2 separate regions of the Mus musculus genome follow, and region 1 is linked to region 2. The links are chromatin loops, found by intact Hi-C in ENCODE. Cell type or tissue: heart. All regions are shown on one strand. Links, peaks and the distances in the headings refer to the core of each region. The heading gives the core; the rest is flanking DNA. Region 1 overlaps Lrrc28 (leucine rich repeat containing 28). Region 2 has its middle 24 kb from the start of Gm33926.

Evidence for each region. A loop is a pair of places that touch in the nucleus more often than their neighbours do. Peaks named below come from ENCODE experiments on the same cell type or tissue, not always from the same donor. Only the 100,000 strongest peaks of a DNase experiment are listed, where the experiment ranks them.
Region 1: a loop joins it to region 2, with 1.8 times the contacts of the local background. A loop is called at or near these places in 2 of 42 quality-filtered maps.

What each region holds. Positions count from the first base shown.
Region 1 is chr7:67,507,883-67,519,699 of GRCm38, reverse strand. It overlaps Lrrc28 (leucine rich repeat containing 28), which reads left to right. Exons shown (of 10, transcript NM_175124.5): 10 at 4,522-6,290. The coding sequence ends at 4,594. Among named protein-coding and RNA genes, the nearest start is that of Gm34079, 7.0 kb to the left of the region's middle. In heart, for the core only: a CTCF peak has its summit at 4,529; DNase peaks (open chromatin) are centred at 4,619 and 5,119; H3K27ac peaks cover 381 bases.
Region 2 is chr7:67,458,644-67,470,631 of GRCm38, reverse strand. No RefSeq gene overlaps it. Among named protein-coding and RNA genes, the nearest start is that of Gm33926, 24 kb to the right of the region's middle. In heart, for the core only: no CTCF peak of the experiment used is centred there; DNase peaks (open chromatin) are centred at 6,871, 7,911, 8,561, 9,111 and 1 weaker place; H3K27ac peaks cover 3,573 bases.

The DNA.
Region 1 (11,817 bases), core at 1-8,000, 51 kb before region 2:
GGGCAGCTACACTCGTGTACACAGCCCCACACAAACACACACAAACAAGTAAAGCTAAAATAAATCGTGAAAGGCAGAGTCCACTTTTATCAGCTAATTCTCCAAAATGCATTATACACTTAATATCTTTTGTGTCTAAAGCCATTTTACTTGTGACTTATACAAATGTATATATCCCAATGTCGAATAAAAATAACTACAGGTAGAGTTCTGACTTTAGTAACAGAGAAGGGTGGAAACATTGCTCAGCATCGGAGTGCTTGCCTAGCATGTGAGTCCCTAGACCCTACCACCCCACACTATCAAACAAAACTTACCAGCAATGGAAACTAACAAAAAGCGTATATAATTTCCTACAGTAAGAAAAACAATTCCAGCCAGGCTTGGGGGTTCAGGACCAGGGAGTAGATGAGGCAGAGGATTGCAACTCCAGCATCTTCCTGGGCTGTTGAGTAAGTTCAAGGTTAGCCTGGAAAACATAGTGAGAAAAAAGGCCATGTCTCAAAGTGGAAAGTAAAAGCTGGAGACAGATCAGGGCAGAGCACACTTGCCTAGCACTGGCCGTGCTGCAATTCCCTGGGACCACAAAGGAGAGCTCGGCAAAGCCAAGTTTCCTTACTGCCCTTTGTCTTTTAAAGACAGGTTTGCTTAATTTAGTTGGTTTTGTTTTGTTTGTTTGTTTGTTTGTTTGTTTGAGACAAAGTCTCTGTCTGTCTCTGTCTCTTGGTTTCTCAAGACAAGTTATCTCTGTGTAGCCTTAGCTGTCCTGGAACTCACTTCATAGACCATGCTGGCCTTGAACTCGGAGATCTGCCTTCTGTGCCTCTTGAGTACTGGTATTAAAGGTGGCATCACATCTGGCTTACTCTGTAGCCCAGGCTAACATTGAACTTGTGATGGTGCCACCTGCCCTTTAAGGTGGGTCTTCTACCTCAATTAATTTAATCTAGAAAATCTCTGACATGCCCAGGGGATTGGTTCCATGATGATCCTAAATCCTGCTGATCAACAGCGTCGATCAGCCATCTCTGTTACGTACACTCATGCAGCTTTTCTAAGATCCTGGTTCATTTCATCGATCTGCCTCTCACCCAGCATCAACCTGCAGCTGTCATAGACTTAACACAAGGAGAGTTGACAGCTTATTTCCTTCTTCTCTTGGAAGTTGTTTTAGCTCATTCTTGGGTCTACGTTTTTTTGTTTTAGTTTTTGCTTTTTAGCTTATTCTTGGGTCTGGTTGGTTGGCTGGCTGGCTGGTTTTGTCTCCAAAACCCCTTTTTAGATTTCCTATGAGAATTACATTTAGCCCAGAGATCAGTTTGCTCAGAACTGATGTCTGCAGTCCTGGACCTACTGATGAGTGTGGTGTGTCTCCACTAACAAGGCTTTCCTTTATTTCTTTTATCAGCAACTGATGATTATTAGCATTCAGATGCTAAAATGCTTTGTTTATGCCCAGAGATTTGGTTTTCTTTTTGTAGTCATAAATGGTAGTTTTACTTCAATTTCCATGTGTTCATTGTTAGTATAAAGAAATACAATTTGTTTTTGCAACTGTCTTATTGCTGTTGCTTACTAGGTTTTTTTGTTTGTTTTTTGTTTGTTGGGTTTTTTTTTTTTTTTTTTGTACATTACAAGGATTTTTCTGCATAGCCAGAACATAAGACCTTTACTTCTGTTTGCCTTTTTCTTGCTCTATGGCAGAGGTTAGACTTTCTAGCACTCAGCTGTGGTTCTGAGAGGAACTCCTTGCTTTTCTCATCTGTCATCTTAAGGGAACACCGTTTGCTCTTTCGTTGCTAATACCATTTAGGGTGAGAAGTGTATGTTGTCAAATGCTTTGTCTTCCCATCTCCCTCCCCTTCCTCCCTTCTTTCCCCTCCCTCCTTCTGCCTCTCTCCCTTCCTTCCTCTCTCCCCTGCCGTCCTCTTTCTCTCTTTATTTTATTTTGTATATTACTGCCTGCATATATGTATATGCACACATACATGCCTGTTGGGTCCTCTAGACTGGGATTACAGATAGTTGTGAACCACCATGTAGGTGCTGAGAACTGAAACCAGGTCCTCTGCAAGAGCGACAGTGTTCTTAACCTCTGAGCCATCTCTCCAGTCCTTTCTTTCTTTAGAGGTACAGGTCTTATTCTGTAATCATGGTTGGACTAGAACTCACTATGTAATCCAAGCTAGCCATTAATTCATGACCGTTGTCCTGTTGTATCCTCTCAGCTCTCGTCTTCCCAGCATGAAGCACTACTCCCAGCTTAAATGCTTTGTATAAGTGTTATTAAGATCACATGATTCTCCTTAGTTAGCTTGTTGACGCATTGATAGATTCAACTATTCAGCCCCTTACATGCCCAGAGTGGCTCTCCCTTGATCTCTGTGTATAGTCTGTTTGTTTGTTGTTTTAATCCCTTTTGATGTTACTTGTTGAGTAACTTTTAGTCTATTCTCATGAGAGATGTTAGTCTATAATGTTCTGGGGCTCAGGTTTTGTTTGTTTGGTTTCTGTTTGATTTGGGAGTCAAGCAAATATTGTCCTCATGAGTTGGAAACTCTTCCTTTCTGTAAAGGAAATTGTATTAAAGCCTTATTGGTCTTTACTTGTTAGGATTTAACTGTTAGGGTCTAAGAAACCCATCTGGTAATGGAATATCTTTTAAATGACAAATCCAACCTCTTCAGTGGTCACAGGTTCCATGGGTTAGCAGAGGTGAATTCTGGCCATTTGTGTTCTTCAAGATAATGATCTTCTAGGCTGACAAGTTTATGTATTGAAAAATGTTCATACTGTCCCTTATGTCTCTCTGTGGTACTACAGGCCTTGAGTATTGGTGACGATGGGTCCTGCCTCAATAGAGAGGCTAGGCACTTCCTTCTCCAGCAGCCACCCTACGGGAGGCCATTGAAACCTTTTTTATGTAAGAGAACATTAATGTTCTTAGGAGATAGATTGGTTTCCAATATGATGAAATTTCTAAAGGCTCAAGATTCTTAGATTAGTTCTGTTCAAAGCCTTAAGTTCCTGTCCTCATCAACCCAGATCTTTGCCTTACCTAAAGACCTTCACATAGCCCTTTCCCAGCGCTAAGCAGTAATTGATGCACAGGTGGGCCAGCTTCAGTTGGGATCCACAGCACCTACATAAAGTGGTGTTGGCAGACCACCTTGTCTGTAATTCCAGTCCCCAGGAAAAGTGAGCCAAGCAGCCAGTCTAGTTGAACTGAGAGCTCTAGGTTCAACCGAGGAACCCCTGCCTCAGTATACAAGGCGGGAAGATCAAGGAAGATGCACTGTATCTGCATCTGGTCCCCACATTTATGCATACACATGCACATTCAAACAGGCACCCACACTACACACACTTACATATGAAAAACAAGATACCTTTAGTCTGGTATCTGATTTGCTATCCTCTGAATGTGGGCTTCAGCCATATCTTTTAGCTCATGAGAAAATTATTTTTTAAGGGTCACCATAGAAATTCTCTCACTGTGTCTTGAACTGGGGCTGGAAGACATTAAGCATATCTGAGTTTTGGTTAGTTAGTTTGGTTGGTCTTTAATTCTGTTCAGTCAGAACTGGCTCTCTCACCCCACAGACTTCCATGATGCTGTGGCTTTTGAGTGTTCCAACTGCTCGCTCTCCCAGAGCCTTGCCACTCTCTGTCACTCCATCTGACATTTTGAGTGCACATGATGAGCAGTGCAGCTTCAAGGGAGAAAGGCAGAGTTAGGATTCAGTGCTGAGCAGTCAGCACAGGCCGTCCTGGGAAAACAGCAAAGCACTCTCCCCACACCAGACGTCGGCTCTCTGGGTGGGAAGAGGAGCCTCTACGAGCCTGTGCTGTCCAAAGCACATGAGGATCCCCAGGGAACTCGTGACTCACCAGGCAAAGGTGCCCAAGCAGGAGAAGAGCATCTCCATTATGTAAGACCTTGGAGTCACATAAGCCTTCTGAAATTATTCTGTGAGCGCTCTGTGCGAATGCGTGAGGATGGATTCCTTCAGATGGTAGGGAGGACTCACGCTCTGCAGCCTGTGTGTTTTATAGCTAAATTGGTGGTGCTTTTTCTTTTTATGTTGTTGTTGTTGTTGTTTTCGTTTTGAGACAGGGTCTGACTCTGTACCTCAGGCTGCCCTGGAACCCATAGCAATCCTCCTGCCTCAGCCTCCAGGTAATGGAAATATAGATGTGAAAAAATATACTTAGCTGAGACTTTTATAATGTATTTCATGTTCTTTGATTGCCCTTTAGAAGATGAAAAAGCTTAGCTGTTAACAGGTATGGTTGTCATCCAAACCCTCTAACAGAAGGGGCACACATGCACACACACGCCTTACCTGCAGCCTGGGCTTAGATTGAAAACGGCACCTTACATTTCTACAATGCAATCTGCTATTCATGCCTAGTCACTTGTTCTAACAAAGAATGAAGTGTCTCCAGTGGGGAAGAACCAGACGCTGCACTCCTGAGCTAACAGTGTTCCTCTCTCCCTCTGTCTCTCCCCACCCCCAGGAGGACAAGTATTGGCTTCGTGGCTTACTGCTGCTCCACCCAGTGTCTGCGGACTTTTAACCTGCTGTGTTGATAAACACTCGAGAGCCTTAGGAGCACTGCCAGCTCAGCCACTGCGACTGCCTTCCATCGCCAGTGTGTGCGGCCAGGCCAGGAGAGTCCAGCCAGGCAGGACAGACCCTTCCATCCTGCCTGCCCTGTCCTGAGGAGGGCCGTGCTGAACTCTGGGAATGTCCTGATTGGGCTTCACAACTAAAAGGCCTTCGCTTTTCCCTCAAGTCGGAATACATCCTCCCCCAAATGAAGGACGTGTTGTCTTCTGTGTTTTTCTTTGTATGTGAGTGTGTCTCATATATAAACTTAGTCAAATGAGCTTCCCCACATCTAATTTAAAGCGAGCTGCAGTTCCCTGAAGAACTCTTAATTTGATAATAGAACCAAATTAACTGTTGGATGACATACGTTTGGTGATGATCCTGCCTTCCCCCAGAGGATGATTTCCCCTGGAGATTATTCTTAGGAGCTTCTCCATTGGAAACTTGTCACTTTCTAGAGTCTCTGCAACGCCTATGGCCTCAGCAGCCAGCATAGCAGGGCAGGGTGCCCGGGCTGGAGCAGCTAGGCTCCTGCAGAGGCACAGCTGGCTCCAGAGCACACGCCCTCTGGAAACTTCCTGTCTTATTTCTAAGTTTTGCAACCTAGGAAGACATTTTTTGAGAGGGATTTAAAAACAAAAATGTAGACACAAATTAAATATACTTTTGTTCTAAACTACTATAGAAAAAGAAGTTTTGAATTTTTTTTTTTTTTTTTTTGCTAAGATTTTCCTATAATTGGGAAGTTTGAGGCATCTGATGCTCTGCTGTGGATGGGGCTTAGTGGTATTTACCCGGTACATGAAATTGCCTTCATTTTCCTCTGACTTCTCCCTAGGGAAACAGAAGGAATGAACGGGTCCACATCCCACCTTTGCAAAAATCCCATGAGCTTTCCCTTGCCAGAGAGATGAGCTCTCTGGGGGGACAGCTGATTGGCTCTTCCTCTGAAAGGATGCCACCATAATCTGTTTTACTTTCAGGTGTTCGTTGGGCTGCTTTGGGGGGGGGGTAAAAGTTCTCTGTTTACTGGTATGATTTATGTAAGACAAGACTGAAAGGGGAATCAAGAAGGCTTGCTTGGTGGGAAAGCTATTTCCCAAAACTTTGGTTGGTGACATTTTGTTAGCCAGCCTGACTGTAATTCTAGGCTCTAACAGTGCCAAAAATCCTACATAGTTACTGACAAGTGTGTGATCTCTTTGCAGTCACACCACCTGCTGCCTGAAAAGCAGACTCTTCCAAGTAATGGCAGAGGCAGAAAGCGGCCATGCATGCCATGTGTGGCCACTGTCCCTACTTCCTCCCGTCCCTTTCACAACTTGCTCTGTTCAGCCTTAATATTTCAAAGGCCTACAGTATAATAGGAGCTGAGCGTCTGGATCAAGTGTATCTCTTCTTTCATCCTTTCGGAAGAATGGAAGTTTCAGCACAACCCCGACATGTATATAAGCTGAAGGCAGGAAAATGTGGCCTGACACTTCACATCCGTGCTTGACTTAATTGAACGACAGGGAAACACAGGGCTGCATCTGTGTTTTGCCCTCGACCATCTTATGTCTTAAGTGGAGCTATGAAATGTCACCCTGATACTCAGGAATTCTCATTGAGAGAAGGTGTGGGATACTTTTGTTCTAACTTGTTTAAATTCTTAATAAAGGTGTTTACACTCCAGGTGTCTTCTCTCCTCCTGTTACTGCAGTGTACTGAACCACAGCAGGGCCTGGACACACAACCTCTAGGCTGTCACTCTCAACCTTAGGGTACAGTATCTGGACTTAATTGATGAGAAGTAGAACTTACAAGGTGGTTTCTCTGGTGCTGTTCCTCATGGAGACCTTGTGCTGGACTCCCTGACATCATCATTAATCTTTTGCTATTATAAAAAGCTGCTATCAACCGAGGGGATCCTGCCTGTATGCTGTGTACTCCAGTTGTGTCTAAAGCTTTGGGAAAAAAGCAAGACTTATTTTGTATCTTCTTTCCTCCCTCTCCCTCGTTCCCTCCCTCCCTCTGTCCTTCTCTCCCTCTTCCCCCTTCCTTCTTCTCCCTCCCTTTCCTGGAGATACTGCATGCTGAGTAAGTACCCTATTGCTGAGCTATACCTCCAGCCCTATATGTTGTTTCTTCTGATCAGATAGACAGATATTTCATACAATAATAATAATATAATAAGGCTGCTTGGAAAATGTAATCTGTTTAGGTAAGTTTTCATCTTCATCCCATGTGTGGTTGATTAATGCTAAGTTAAAAGCTAAGCTAGCCTTTGAGGACAGGTCTTTCTATGATGTATAATCGAACCAAAGAGGCCTTTTTAGTTGATTCTCCACTGATGCTTTTCAGTATAATTGTTACCATAGCAAAAAAAAGTCCTGATTACATTAACATTGTGCAAGTGAAAAATTCTGTATTTTCAACTAGTATATATGTGTAATAGATATACATATTGCATATGTGTAATTTAAATGTTGACAGTTTTATGCATTTATATAGTAACTTTTAGTTGTTGAGGAGTTTCAACTCTGACTGGCAGAGCAGAGTGGTGAACTGGGCTTGCTCTCTGGTCCTCTTCTTGAACCACTTTTGGTCATGAACACTCACGACAGCCTTTCACAGACAACTCACCGACTGACTGACAAGCATCTCACGTTTGTCTCACATCGAGGATGATGAGTTAAAATACAGTCTAAGAAGAATCCTTCACCACTTTACAGGCTCCACGTGCAATTTTGTTTAAATATATACATGTATTTCACAGTCTCCGGGGACTTTCAAACCAGCTTTAAAGTTATTAGTAAAGTTCAATTTCTCAGGTTGAAAACTCAGACCTTATTTTGACTATAGAAAGCTCAGGTGTGATAAATGCTTCGGTGGAAATTAAAATTTATTTTTAAATTATGAACCCAGATTGGGAATGGACAGACACCATGAAAGCTCCGGTGACTAGATACTGAGACATAATGCACTCTTTATATTTGTGAACTGTAATAGAACCCTGGGCCAGCACATAATTTGAGTTTTGTGATTGCCTTCTAGTTTGCCCCCGTGAAGCTCTGCTGTGTTTCCCCAGGAACTCTGAACATCCTGCCTTTTCTTAAAGCAGAGAGGATTCAACGAGCACATACCCCTGAAAAGAGCTCCATGTTTAAACCCAAGTGTGACTGTCCCCATCCAGGAAGTACCTCCCAGTGACATGAGCTAGTGATCTAAGTGATGCAGGTGTCTGTAGGAAAGGCATTGAGCATAGCCCAGCGACTGTCATCCTCAGAAAAAGACGGTGCTTCTCAGTCTAAGATGCCCTTTGAAGCATGCGGGACTGACTGCATGCTCCTTTGCACTTCAGAGACAGCGAAGTGCTGGCAGCCACAGCGAAGGCGGGACAGAGGGTGGGTTGGAGATCATTTTTACATGTAATTAATACACAAGAGTTACTAGGTTTGGGTTTGTCACTTTGCTGTAGGGAGAGGATTACCTTTTTATCTGTATAAAGACTATCAGGTTTTCTTTCTTCATACTGTCCTAAGGGGGTGTGTGTATGTACATGTACGTACACATACATTCACTTGGAGCATAGTCTTTGTCTAAAATGTGTATTATGTGTAGTTTGGTCATACGCTTATGGAATAATTGATATCTTTAGAATAACTGAACTTGAATTATGTGAATGCTCAGAAACGTAGGTGGTAGAGTCTTCACTGTTTCAAACAAATTCATTTTGTTAAGGGAAAGGGGACATTATATATTTTGGTCAGAGCCAGTAAAGTGGTGGGTAAAAGACATTTGAAAATTCTCCATACTGTATAAAAGCAAAGAGAAAATTGTCCAGGGTGTTAGAATCCACTTTTTTTCAGAACTCAACAATTACTAAAAAGTGCAGCAATCCAGGCAGTGTTTGATGGGCCTCGACAGACTGGGGGGCCTTGATTATAATAACCTGCCCCGTTCCCATCTCTACTGCAGGACACAAAACTGAGCTAGCAGCTGTGCAGGGGCCACACGGTGGGGCAGGATGGCTGGGCCTTTCTCGGGTCCTCATTTCCAGATCATGTGAGCTTGCCAGCTGTGATCACAGCTTTTCCAATGCTACATTTGCTGGGAGATCTTCAGAGAATTGATTACCATGTGGCTGCTAGATCTAGTGGGTGGCCTGTGGAACTAGCCATGGGCTAAGCATTTTAAAGGAATGAGGCAGCCAGAGGGTTTGAGGAAGGAAGCTTTGATGTCCCTTTCCTGAGAGTAGTCAGATGGACACTCACAATGCAGAGCTCTGCATGTCCAGAGGGTCCTATTCTTGTTCAAGAAAGGCCTGGTAGTATCCAAAGCACTTGTCTCAGGTTGCCCTTGAGGTTCTGTAAAAGCAGACAAAGCCAAAAGCAGCATTGTCACCTCTGCATGTTGCAGGATTGCCCCAATGTGTCCCCTGAGTCCCAAGAACGCGTGGTGAGACTTACTGGCTCAGGTAGGGAAGTCTCTGTCCCACCATTAGCTGATCACTAAACCGCCAGAGCAGACACGAGTGCACAATTATCACAAAGATAGAGACACTGCTGAACCACTTAGACTCACTAAAACCAAAGCCACAGCTATAGGAAACCGCTTAGGGGCTGCGTAAGTAGGACCTGAGTCACCACAGTATCCTCCAAAGTGTCCAGTTTTCCAGACCAAAAAAAAAAAAGTAAAACAAATTATGTAAGAAAAACAAGTGGAAACTGTACCTGAAGAAGTCCTGACATCGAATTTTTAGACAAAGACTTTATAGCATGTTAATTTAAATATTCTGAAGTATAGAAAACACATGTCTAAAAACACCAAAGGCAGGAACCAGGATGTAGCTCTGTTGGTAAAAGCGCCTTCCTGGAACATGTGAAGCCCTGGGTTCCATGGTGGCAAATATCTGCAATCCCCAACTTGGCAAGTAGAGGCAAGAAGGTTGTCTGTCTCAGTTACCCCTACAGTGTTTCAGGCCAGCGTGGGGAGAGTGCAAAAGTGATGTTTACCAAATAGAAAATATGAAACGTAAATTCTGAAGCCGAATGCACTAACAACAGTGAAAACTTGACAAGCTGCGTCCAACATGTTTGAGCTGCCAGAAGAGCAACAAGACTTTGGTCAGTTAAGATGATCCATTTCCAAGCCAGGTAGTGGTGGCAGCGGTGGCAGGCCCACACCTTTAATCCCACTCCAGAGGCAGAGGCAGAGGCAGGCAGATCCCTGAGTTCAAGACCAGCCTGGTCCATAGAGTGAGTTCCAGGATGGCTAAGGCTACACAGAAACCCTGTCTTGAAAAAAAAAAACCCATTATTAAAGGACAGAAACGAAAAGGATGAAGAAAAATCCTCTCAGACCTGTGCTCTGAACTTCAGCTTACATGGACTTTTAAAAAGGCGAAGACGAAAACAAATTGTAAATAGCCAAAGACTCCAGTTGGGTGAAAAATCACTGATTGGCAACTCGGGAAGCTCTGTATACCAAGAAGTCACATAGTCATGTTATCAAAGGCAGTCCTGAGATAGGGAAGGAGTAGCTGCATTTTAGGTGATCTTCACAAAAGCATGGAAACCGGAAGATAGTGGAATTACATATTCAAGAGCAGAAAGTAAATGACTATCAAATAAGAACTCAGTGTTCCACCTGTCATCAGAAGCAAAAGCAGAGTTAGAGCATCCCAGATGAGTTAGCAGGGGCACATTTCCATGCAGTGATGCAACCAGGGTTCATCAGGCTGACATGAGCAAAGACAGTAACATATCTACACAGAGTGCCGGTAAAGGTAACTCTTTAATGTATGATAACTTCAATTCATTATTCTGCATAATCCTCTTGCTCTCCTGACTTAAAAAGCAACTATATAAAACAATTATTAATCTGTGGTAATGGTCATACAGAAACAATTTAACCAAAGTGCAAAGCCAGGGGACAGAAAGTTACATGGCATTCTAGTTAGCTTTCTTTTGCTGTGATAAACACCATGACCAAAAGCAACTTGGCCAGGTGTCTTAGGGTTTTATTGCTATGAAGAGACACCATGACCAAGGCAACTCTTATAAAGGGAAACATTTGCAGTTTCTGAGGTTTAGTCCATTGTTGTCATGGTGGGAAGCATGGCAGCATCCAGGCAGGCATGGTGCTAGAGAAGGGGCTGAGAGTTCTACATCTTAATCCACAGACAGCAAGGAGGGACTGTCTCACTGGCCATAGCTTGAGCATAGAAGTATATTTAGTATTGCCAGCATACTAGATGCACTTTTGCAGAAAAAGACACAATATTAATATTTTATCTTTTATATTGAATATCAAAATAATCTTAAGAGGATTACACTTCCTAATTTCAAAACTTGCTACAATGCAATAATCGCACAAAGATACACATGTAGATAATTAGGATAAAATTGAGATTCCAGAAATCAATCCCTACATTTATAATCAACTCAGATTTGTCAGTGGTTCCAAGATAGTTTGATGAGTGAATATATAGCCATTTTTAAAATATCAATAATACTGCAATAGTGGTCATATGTAACAGAATAAAATTAGACCCCCGACTCATACAATATCTAAAAAAAATTCTAAATGGACCATAGACTTCAATTTAGGAGCTCAAATAAAGCTCTTCGAAGAAAAATGAAAGAATAAACAAACCTTCATGCCATTGGGCTTCAGGGGTAATAAAAAAAGATGAATTCTACTTGATCAAAATTTAAAAATGCCTCAAATGACTACCAAGAAAGAAGGCTGCACACTGGGAAGCCACTCTGAGCCATATATCTGATGAGGGTCTATGTCCAGAATTACTCTGATTCAACAAGAGAGAAAAACTGCCCGCTAAAGGGACAAAAAATTTGAATGAATGTTTCCCAGAGAAGATTGGCTGTAAACATCCAAAACCAAGAGAAAAGAAGCTCACCATCAGAGCCATTCGGGAAGCAGTGAGAACCAGGAGCCACCACTTGGTCCTTACCATTTTCCTAAATGGTGAGCAATGATGTTGACAAGAAGGGTGGCGAGTGGCTCTGGCATCACTGCTGGTAGAATATACAGTCCTGCTTAATGTTTACAGGAAGTAGGCTCACCGTGCCTCCAATGGCTAACCGGAGACAATAGTGCGTGCTTTCCCTAACTACTCAAAAGTGGGCACAACTCTAATGTCTGTGGATGTGGCTCAATAAAGTGCAGTATCTCCACGTGGCGTGGCGTGGCGTGG
Region 2 (11,988 bases), core at 2,247-10,246:
GCCGTGATGGTTCATGGTGGCATTCTCAAAGTGAAAAGGTGACTGTACATCGAGCACCCCCAACTCAAAGCTCAGAGATCCCAAATGCTTCAACATCCTAAAGTATTAGGATGCCAAAATAATGCCCTATGTGGAAAGTTTAACTCTTGACCCCCACTTAGGGTCACAATAAAAAGAGATGCACCACAAATATTGATTAAAAATTACCTCTGGGCTCTGTGTATGAGGTGTAGTGTGTACAGCATATGAAACGTGAGTGAATGCCGTGTTTAGGTGCAGGTCTCATCTTCAACATACCTCAGTACTCATATGCAAATATTTCAAAATTCTAAAGCCTTCTGGTCCAGGCATTTCAGAGGAGGAATCTTCACATTTACTAACATGCACACCAGGTCCACTCAGCAAACTACAAACTCCATCTCCCCACTCTGACTTATGTGCCCCCATTGATTCTAGAAAGTCTGGTGGTTTACTAACCAGGAAGGCTTTATTCACTGCAAACATACTCCTTGTAGGCAAACACAGGTTTCTCCCTATGGGCCAATCCAGCCATAAGGAACCACTTTCTCCCTGGTTGTCCTTGTATCTTGTCAATAGGAAGATGAAAATAAACGCATTCATAAATGTGCAGGATCTGGGCAGTCTTTGGGCATCAGGAATTCCATATGTCATCTCATTTAATTTAAGCCTCCCGGGCCTGTGGGGAATATGACATGTTACCAGTTGCAAAGATGAAGAATTGGAGACTCAGAGAGGCCCAGAAGATAGGTGGCAGAGTCACAGTTATAACCAGATAACCAAGTGTGCCGGCTAGCTTTATGTCAACTTGACACAAACTAGTCTTCAGAGAGGAGGGATCCTCGATTAAGAAGTACACTTCTATAGATCTGGCTATAAGGCATTTTCTTAATTAGTGATCCAAGGGGAAGGGCCCAGTCCATTCTGAGTGGTGCCATCCCCGGGAAGCTAAAGTCCTGGGTTCTATAAGAAAGCAGGCTGAACAACTCACGAGGAGCAAGCCAGTAAACAGCACCCCTCCATAGCTTCTCGATCAGCTCCTGCCTCCTTCAGGTTCCAGTCCTGCTTGAGTTCCTGTCCTGGCTTCCCTCAGTGGTAAACTTCCGAGTGGAAGTGTAAGCCGGATAAATGCTTTCCTCCCCAGCTTGCTGGGGTCATGGTGTCGTATCACAGCGATAGAAACCCTAACTAAGACACCATCCTGTCTGGCTTCACACCCCAAGCTCTTCCTCATCTATTTCAAGAGAAATGATCAGCATCAAAGGAAAGACTGTATGTGTTCAGAAGGCAGATCTATGCGCACAGAAGACCATTTCCCTACTTTAAGCCATTGTCCTTCACTGGGGCTCAACTCCAGGCTCGGAGACATTCACCCTTCCCTGCATAAGCAGTTTCCGTTTTCACATGGGGCCTTTCTGACTCCCCTCATCAGCTGCTGACTGCTGCTGACTGGGTTTGGTAGCCACATTTTTATTTACATGCAAATTCACAGCAAGCAGCTCACATGTAAATACTATACTAATTATTAAACTTGGATGGCTCATCAGAATGCTGGATGCTAATTGGCTACAAGATTGCCCATAACCCACAGTAGTCTGAATTGGAGCCTCACCAATTTTCACATCTGCATAATAAAGGGAGACTGGAGGCTGGGAAAATGTACACCTATTTTATGTGGTTTCTTCAAGGTCACATAATCTTTTATTCCCTTTCCAATCTGCATATTTATAAAGACCCGTGTACAATTAATGAGACGGAAGATTAAACGGTTGCAGATTAAGAACAAACCCTACTGTTCTGATTAGGGCGAAAGTTACTTAGTCAATCAGATTAGAATTCCAAATTCAAACCAGCTAACGGAGGAGTAACAATCTAACGGGCCCCTCGGGAACGCCACTGGCCGTGGGGACTACTTCTACCTTTGGAAAGATCCCTCGAAATGCCCCTGAAGATGGAACCAAGGAGAGGGAACCAAATCTCATCCTGTCACAAGGAGGCAACCAGCATCCTTTGACTCTGTGGGCCTTAGGAAGAGAAACAGGTTCTCCCCACGTTGATCGTGCAGGCTCCTTGGCGATGTTAGCAGCTTCTTTTGGGATGCTAAGACTAGTTCATCTGTAGACAGTCTCAAAGTGGGAGCCTCACCTGGGCTTTTCCAGATCTTTTGAGGAAGGTTTCCTGGAATGTGATTTTAAACCTTGCATCTGATGACCTGGGACACTGGCCAGGCCACTGTGAGCTTGTCAAGCCTTGCCATCTGTATTGTAATGAGCACACATGGTGACTGTGATGCACAGTTAAGATTGGAAATCACTACTGGTTGGAGCTAGGCAACACAGGGAACTCCTGGAAACTGTGAACATTTTATTTGTTTTGTTGTTGTTGTTGTTAGTTTATTTATTTATTTATTGTGCATGTACACATGTGTGGGCAAGTGCGTGCATATGTATGTGTGTGTGTGTGTGTGTGTGTGTGTGTGTGTGTGTGTGTTTGCACATAGGCAAACATGTGGAGGCCAGAGAATGATGTCTGGTTGTCTTCATCTTGCTCAAGATCGGTTTTTGTTGATGTTGGTGGTGGTAGTTGTTTGAGACAGGGACTCCCACTGAACCTGGAGCTTACTGCTCCCAGCAGTCTTCAGGAGGCCTCAGGAATCCTCCTGTCTCTGCCTTACCCATGCTGGGATTACAGGTGAGCCACATAACCTGGCTTTTTACGTGGGTGCTAGTGGTTTGAATTCAGGTTCTCATGCTTGCTAAGCTCTTTACCCACTGAGCCAACTCCCCGGCTTGACATTTTATTCTTGTGTACATTTTTTAGAGATGAGATCTGAAGCCTCCAGCAAGGTCTAAAAAAGAAAATAATAATAAAAATCTTGAGTCAGAGGAAGTAGACCAAGAGAAGAGAATCCAGCAAATCTTAGGATACCAGCCATAACATAAGCCAGCACAAGGCACAGAATCAAGGTTTAGAGCTGTCCCCAGCTTGCTGGGCTGCAGGCATTGCTTTCCCAACAGCCCTAGTGGGCAAGGGCCAGCAAAGGAGACAGCAACATGACAACCTGCAGGAGATCCCTTCCCAGCAGGAAGGATGCCCCTTTTCCACAAAGTAAGAGACCCTGCCATGGGACTCTTCCCAACCCTGGGTGATTGGAGTTGCCTCTCCAGCCAAGATGACTACTTCTCTCTCTCTCTCTGACATTCCTGCCAGTTCAGAACTCCATCCTGTTTGTTCCTGGAGGACACCTTGCCTTCTCTAGCTTCAGGCTTTTTCACCCCTGGAAAAGGAGCTTTCTCCTGACCTCCTGTCTGGTGGCATGACATCTGCATTTGGGGAAGGGCAGTTGCCCTGTGGGCACCTTTACAAGTAGTTCTGCAGGCCACACCACCATTGTCATTCTGTGCCGGGCCAGGGCAGCCAGCCAGGCGATCTGTCACAATCTGACTCATTAGCAGACAGGGTCTACCTGCAGGACACAGCTAGGTCCAGGACAGCACTCAGGCCCATCGAGATCTCAGGTCCAGATGATGTCCCAACATAGCGCCAAACAGGTAACACACAGTTGCTGTTGTCTTGGAGTAAATGTTCTCATATTTCACAAGGCCTCTGAGGCTTCTGCTCAGCTCTTCCCTCCAAGGAGAGCTTTTTTTAAGGCTGGGGGAAGAATGGAAGGAGGCAGACTGTCTGTCCAGGCAGGGCTGTCTCCCACATTTGGTAAGCCTTTAAACTGGAAGCAACACTCCTGTATTTACCCATCGGTCCCTGCATTCCCCTCTGCTTCAGTTCCCTACCAGTCTGGGGTCAAGATGGCCAGCTTTTAGGGATATAGGAAGGAAAAACCCAGGAGTGTTTTGGCAGTGCTGAGATGTACTGTTGAACCACCCACCAGAGGCCATGACTATTCTCCACATAAAGCCAGGCCCACCACCCTCAGGAGGCCTCACCACCTCCAGGCCTGCCAGGAGACTCGTGTGTCTGAGATGTAGGTGCCTACTCTCTTTTCCTATGGTGGCCTTCAGCCACCCTGCTATGTTGCCATTCCCACTTCCCGCAACCTCACACCTGTTCCTACTGCAGCTGTCTCTGGGCCTTTGGGGGAAGTCCTTGTGGAGGGCTCTGTCCACATCCCACAAAGCAGCAGCTTGGACACCTGCTCTTTGACTCTGATGTTGGTCCAAACCCAAAGCCTCACATGTTATCTTTCAAATTATCCTGTGACCATGGGACCAAAAGGGCTGGGGACAGCTGTCTGTACCTGGGGCATGGCCATACAATCCATACCTCTCCCACAATAATCTGGGGCCTAGAGAATCAGAGAGAAGGAATCCTCCACCTGACTGCTCAGCACAGGACAGGCACAGCCTCTATGTTAGTCTCCTCCAGCTGCCCTCAAACACCCCGGACTGGGTGGCTGGAGCAACAAAAGCTTTCTTTCTAACAGTTCTGACAGCCAAGGTCCAAGTTTAAGATGTTAACAGTTCTTCTAGGGTGTCTCTTCTTAACTCAAATAGTCATTTCTTCTTCTTGTGTCTTTACACGGTCTCTGTCTTCTCTCTGCCTCTCTGTCTCTCTTTGTGTTTCTGTCTCTGTCTCTCTCTGTCTGTCTCTCTCTCTGTGTGTTTCTCTCTTTCTCTCTCTCTGTGTGTATCTGTCCAAATTTTCTCTTATAAGGACACCAGTCAAATTGGTTTAGCAGCCCTCTAAGGACTTCATTTTAATTTAATTATCTCTTTAATTATTTCCAAATATGGTTACATTCCGAGGTTCTGGGAGTAAGGACCTCAACAAGTGAATCTTGAGGAGGAACACAGTGCAGCTCATGATAGGATTTCGGGAGCTCCTGAGTGCCTTGGGACTTGCCAGACTCTGAGACAGAGCCTAGAGCCCTTTTCTGGGAAGCTCCTGACTCTAGGTTGAGAGTCACTGAAGGCGGCAATCCTGCGCAGCCCAGAAAGAGCCTGTGTCTTAGAGGCAGCAGAGCAGGAAGCAGCATGTCTCTCTGGTCCATGCTCCTTTGTTTTTTCACTTTTCTCATGTTAAGGATCAAAGCAGAAATCCCCTAGAGAAGCAAGACTCCAACCTGGTTTTATTAAGCCCTATTTTACAAAGTGAGGCATAGGAAACAGGGGTGGCGGGGGGAGCATTGGCCTTTGAACCATCCATCCCTGAAGCCCACGCTCCTGACCATAAACCTGAAAAAATGGGGCTTGGGGGCACAGAGGGTGAGTTAAAAACATCGAGATAGAGAAAGCTTTCTAAAACATAAATCCAGAAACCACGACATAGAGCATGTTATCTGGAGCAGGAGAGATGGTTTAGCAGCTAAGAGCACTGGCTGCTCTTCCAGAGGACCTAGGTTCAATTCCCAGCACCCACATGGCAGCTCACAACTGTCTGTAATTCCAGTTCCAGGGGGTCCAACATATATTCAGGAAAAACACCAATGTACATAAAGTAAAAATAAATCATTAAAAAATCTTTTAAAAACATTACTATTTAACATTATGCAAAGAAACCCTCTCGTGGCCCCAGGTGACAGTGCTGGCCACTGTCACCGCAATTGGGAGAAGGAAAACGAAGGAGACACTAGGTAAGACCGCTGTCTTTAGTACATAGCAAACATCTCGAAATCAAGGAGAAGCCCAACAACTGACAGGAGAACAGGGTAGCAGGTGGAAGGGAAGAGACTGTTCCCCGAACAAATACTGAGTGGCCGCCCGAATGCAAAAGGACACTCAAAGCCATTCACAGTGGGAGGAGGGCAGAGGGGGTGCTCAGGCTTCTTTCACAAGTGAGAAGGAGAAAAGAGGAAGAGACAGGAGGGTGGGGAAAGAGAAGCGCTTTCACTTTCTGGAAGTGGGTATGAGCTGAGAGAACCCATCTTAGAGGTCCATTTTACATAGTTGCCTGGAAGCAACTAAATAAAAATGCCAAGAAAACACCGTTCTACCAAGTAGTGTCTACAAAACGGACCTGCCCTGAAAACTGACTCACGAGCGTGTTCTTGGTACCCACTTTTAAACATTAAATCCCAGAGGCAGCCTAAAGGCCTCATGCTGAAAGTAGGAATGCTTTTGCCCCAGCAACGGAATTTCACAGGGGAGGACTGAGGGAGGCAGAAGTCAGTACAGACCAAGTCTGAATTTATTAGCGTAAAGGCTATAGCATCTCACACGGCTCAGGTTGGCCTCGGGTTCCCTGCACAGATGAGGATGGCCTTGAACTTGAACCTCTGATCTGCTTGCCTCCTCCCACTGAGTGCTGGAATCACAGATGTGTGTGGTCACACATCTGGTTTATGCAGTGCTGTGGATGGACCCCTGAACTCTGTGCATGCGTGGCAAGCACTCTACCACGGAGCTATGTTACAAGCCCTGCCATTTTTAAAAAAAGAACGATTTTGTCTGCTTTATGAGATAGGGTCTTATGTCTGTCAGATTGGCCTCAAATTCTCTATGTAGCTAAGGAAGAAAGACCTTGTCTTTGGATACCGGATCCTTCTGCCTCTACCTCTCACTGGCGGGATTACAATTGTGCTACATGCCTACCCAGCTCTATTTTGTTTTCTTAAAACATGGCCCTATTCTATAGCCCAGATTGGCCTAGAACTCCTAGGCAACCCTCCTGCTTCCATCGCCAAAAGGCCCATGCCCTGCTCCTTACAACTAATTACAAAACTGAGCCCTGGCCCAGACCCCAAGCTGACTTGTGCAACTTCCCCGTGACCCTCTGCTGTGATTTGTTGTCCTCGCCTTGTCAGTGAGGGGGAAACCACTCCCTGTATGAAGCTCAGTCCATCTGTTTTGTTCTGCCTGTTCTCTCTCCCAAGTGAGGTCAGCCACTCACAGGAAGGACAAGCCACAGCGAGAACAAAGCCCTGAGAGGCTGCAGGACAATGAGCAGACCCCCACCTCTTGAGCCTTTTCTAGAAGATCAAAGTTCCAGACTCCTCCTCCCCGGGGTGAGCACTGTGTGAGCTGAGCATACAATAGGTCGGTCGGCTGGTCGGTCAGTTGTCACAGGCTCTGTTTGCCCACTCTACCTTTCTCCACCGATGACAAGGCGTGACACCACCCTTCTAAATAAAGGTTCCGAGTTCCTGGGACAGCAAACTTGGAGCCTGATTCCTGAGAGCCTATGGCCTGATATTTGGCTCATAAAAAGGACAACAAGGGGCAGGGTGGTGCAGAGAAGGGCTTTAGTGAGGGAGGGAGGGAGATAGGTACCTCTTCAAAGATTGAAGTCAAGATCCCAGGGAGAGCATTCAGGTCACCCCAGGAAGAAACCCCCTCCTTCAGGAGTCCAGGGTGAGCCATAATCCCTGCTCAGAGTCTCATTTCTTTAAACCTAAACGAAGGGAAAGGGGTCACACCCACAGTATCCTCTCAACCAGCACCCTGAGAAGCTGACGGCCGGCTGACCAATGCGCAGGGGCAGGGACATTTTGACCTTTGTTCCCTGCTTCAAAATGAAGTAGCACAGGGCTTGTGGTCACATACCTGCTGAGTGAGTGATGGGCTCCTTGGGACACATATGAAGAAAGTCACAAGCCTAAAGAGGGGCTGTGCACTCAGGAATGCTGTCCTTTCCCTCCTCCCCTCAAAGCTGTGACCCCATTCTCCTCGCTCCATCCTTTATGCTCTCCCTCCATCTCTGTTTTCCACAGAGGGGAAAGGCGTTTTGATTATGAAGCATTTCTGGGGCTGCTTAGGTCTGCCAAGTGCTGGGCTCTTCGTTAGCCCCCCTTCTCAGCCTCTGCCTGAGTGGAGACAGCAGCATTATCTCTTCATTACAGGTTTAGGAGCGCTGACCAAGAAAGGTCAGAAGGCTGCCTGCCCAAGGTCAGACACCCTGCAGCCCAGGGTATGACGGAGGCCCTGCCTGATTCTCCAGCACGGAGCTTGGGAGCATTTGGGCCACAAGAGCTGGATCAGAGCTCCAGTCAGTCTCTGGAGCCAGAAACTGCTGGAGGGAGACACGGACACCCACTGGAAGAGGTGAGGCTGCAGATGTGATCGGCGTGGGGAAGTCAGACAGATAAGAGCTGAGGGACCAGACAGGCAGGCTTCAGTTTTGGTACTTAGACTAGACTTTTAACCCACAGCCCCATGCAAATTTGATTCATTGGACAGTCAGAGAAGAGTATGGAAAAGGAGGCCTTCAAGCACAGGGCTACATCCACAGGGCTCATCAAAGATGCTCGAATGAGTCTTCCCGGTCAGGGACTCTGCTCCTGATGGCACAGCTTTTGGATGTGTTCTCTGCTTTTTGTATCCAGGACACTCTGGAGTGGAAAGCCTATTCTGCCCTCTAACAGCCTGTGGGCAGGGTCACTGTGACCTGGCCATGGGAGTGTTGGAGGAGAGCCAGCCCAGAGTTGTCACAGTCCACTGTGGCCAGCAGAAAGCCCACTCTACTCTTGCCCCAGAGCCTGCCTCACCACCTGGGTTGTGTTCCAAGCAGCTGGGCTTTGGGGAAGCTGGGACTTGGAGAGAATCCATTTGACCAGTGAGCTGCACGTGGCCGGGTGCCGGGGCGCCTGGGGAAGTGTGGTGTTCCAGACATGGTCACCGCCCTGTCTCCTCACCACTTCCTGCCCGAATGCAGAAGCTGAGTCTGACTGGGGTAGGGATCTGGTGACTAAGGACAGAATGGATGCTAGGGACAGCAGAATGGGGAGCTCCAGGTTCGCAGTGCTCCCTCTCACAGCTCCACAGTGCTCCCTCTCACAGCTCCATCTGCCTCCCCCGCACCTGACCTCCTTCTGCAAGAAGCAAATCTTCTATCAGGTTAAATGCCTGCAGCTGGGTGTGCTCAGGAGACAAAGAACAGAAACTGAAGATGTATGGTGTAGGGTCCATCAGAAGAGAGCCTCTTGGGTACGCTCAGCTTTTGTTGGAATCTGCTCTTTATCTGGTCGAGCCCTACAGTTAGGCTCTGACATATATCCCTTGTCCCCAGCTGCTAGGAGCTGGGTGGTACATTCACCCACATCCTGATCTCTCAGCTACAGCACAAACCCCCTTGACTAAGCCTTCTTCTGCACAAGGCAACTGTAGGCCAATGGGGAGACAGTCCGGAAATGTGTTATGTCTGCCCTGTTCTCCCTGGATGAGCAAGCTGACCCCCCATGACATTACTTGCCAGGGGATATGGCAGAGATGAAACTAGAATCAGGTGCACACAGAAGCATTTCCTGGTCCTACCCCATGGCTGACTTGGTTACCTGCAGAAGACTCCAGGAATCTGTGTGGACTACCATATCCCCCAACAGCCAGCTTGGTTCTGTTGTACACCAAAGCCCAAGAAACTCTTCCTAGCCAAGGAAAGGGCAGACTGTGGAGTGTCATGGGCAGCCGTCCCATTATGAGGTGACCTTCAGGTTCTAATTGGGAACCAACCGTAAGACAAGCCCTCCAGAAATTTTACTCTACCCTGAGACAGTTGAAAATCCTGATGCACAGCCTGAACCCCGCCAGCGAACCCCAGATTACCGAGGGTTAGACCCAGTTTCCCGCACTTAAAATTTTAAATTAATACATATAAATCTAAAACTTACACACATTAATGGGGAACCATGGAATGTGTCCTCATTGCTTAGTGTTTATCTCCTTGAACATTTAGGCATCAGCACACTTTCAAGTTCCGGAGGTGATTCTGATGAGGCCAACAGCCACCTGCTTGCATGCTTTCCAAGCCAGCAGGCATCTCATCCTGCAGGAGGGCTGTGAACCAGTCAGACCCTTTTCCTTAGGTTCTGTTTTAAGATCTGCATTTCTAAGATGCTCCTAGGCAATACTGGTGCTTCAGGAGTGAAGCCAATGAGGTAGAAGAAGAGGCAGAGGAAAAGCCACACGTAGATCCCAGTAGCCATCGTTAAGGTGTGACGGAGGCTTTCCAGAACAGGTCCTACCTGGTCCTATTTACCTAAGTGGTGACATGCTGCTCCCCGGGGCAGGTTCTTCCACACACCCAAGCTATGCATGGGAACCTACCCTCTTTCTTTGAGTCTAATTGCTGCTATATAGATGGGGAATTGGGACCTGGTGTTCAGGGCCCTAGGGAATGGCTGGGCAAGTTACACACCATCAGGAGCCACCATCCCATGAGCCTGAACTATGCCCTCTTCCTCCCACTTGTTGTCAAGCCTAAGAGGCTTCCTGCTTAAAGCCCAGCAGGTCGCCATGGAGATTTTCATAGCGTGCTTCCAAAAACCCAATGCCTATGTTTGCTTTAACTGTTCAGCAATGCCCCTTGGTGTTTTCCAAAGGAGCTGTCTCTTCCTTGTGGCCCCTAATGATGGGATGGTTAGATCTGGCTTGTGGTACATGGGTGGTACCCACCAGACTTCATCCTCCATCCTACTTAGCCTGGCTGACCCAGACAACCCTGCACTAGGTTCTTGGCTTGGGAGGAGCCCAGGGCCTCCCTCGCTGCCACCACACATTTCTGATTCCGTCTCCTCCCCAGGGAGATAAACCTGCTGGAGGAATTTGTTTTCTCAGGCAGTGCACACTGCATCCCACAGAAGTGCAGCTGAGTCACTGTGCTGGTTTCCTCCGAGAGCCGCCTCCCTTCCAGCCTGCTCAGGCTTCTCCTTTCCGGGAGGCGCTTCCTGACCTGACTACGTGTCCTGGGTGGTTCTGTCTTGTGATCCGAGACCAGCTGCCACCACATTCCTTCCATGACACTTGGCTGGTGTGGGTGGGCAGCTGTGAGTGGGCTCTTATCGGTGGGGCCCCCCACTACAAAGAGAACTCAGCGGCCCAGGAGGCCAGCTGGTGGGGGACAAAGGTCCACAGGCATCCCACAGGGAGAAAGAAGGTGGGAAGAGCTCGTTGGGGGTTGTGGGACCATCCGACTTATGAGATGGGTGCCACCTCTATGGGGTGTGAAGATGCTGGAGAAGAATGCGCAAGTCAACTGGTGCCAGCATTCTTGATGCTGAGATCAGGGCTCATAAAGCCAAGCAACCTCTCCCTCACTCGCACTCAAGACTTCACCCCAAACCTCCCTCTTCCCAAAACCTTATCGGCTCCACCCTTTCCTCGTTCAACTGATCAGTCATAACCATGTCCTTTCCATGCTTGGGAGGTTTCTCTCACTGCCTACATCCCAAACTCCTAGACCTCCTACTTGTTATTGGCATGAGTTTGACTGGGCGACTAGGCACTGTCACCAGTAACTCTAAACTCTAGCCAGAGCCATGGGCACTGTGGTAATCTCTCTCTCTCTCTCTCTCTCTCTCTCTCTCTCTCTCTCTCTCTCTCTCTCTCGCTTGCGCGTGTGTGTGCGCGCGCATGTGCAGACAAGCTTTTTGGCCTCCAACCCCTCCCTCCAGTGTGGAGATTCCCACAGGGGTCATTGATAGACCAGAGTTAGGATACAGGGCTGGCAACATCTTTCTCCAGATGTTGCTTTGGGGAAGGTCTACAGATGCCCGGTAACTGGGCTAGTCCCAGAAGTTTCCTGAAGATGTCAGCCAGGGAGCTGTGTTCTAACTGGGTAGACCCACTTTCTTGAAGATCAAGCCTCACATGTTCTCCATCCTGGATGGAGGTGGGAGAAAGGAAAAAGAAGCGAGGTGCACAGGCCAGGTCCCTTGGTGGCAGCTGAGCCTTGGGACCTGCCACCAACCACAATTACTTGTTTCTACCTATAATTTCATGTTGAGAGGCCACAGGTGATGGAAAAGGAAATTGGTCCCCATGGGCAGAACACTGTTCTGATATGCACTTATTATCAAAGCAAAGATATCACCAAGCACTCCTGGAAGTGGGGTGCGCCTGCAGAGAGGAAGAGAGAGGCAGACAAGAGATAAGAGGAGATGTTTGGGGGGTTGGGCACTCCCGTTAGCCAAGAACCTTTATTGTAAAGTTCAGAACACTTTTTTGCAATCTCCTGACCCGTTCTTCCTCTCAAATCCATGTTGTCCTCTCTAGGGCTCATCCAAACAGAACTAAAGAAGCT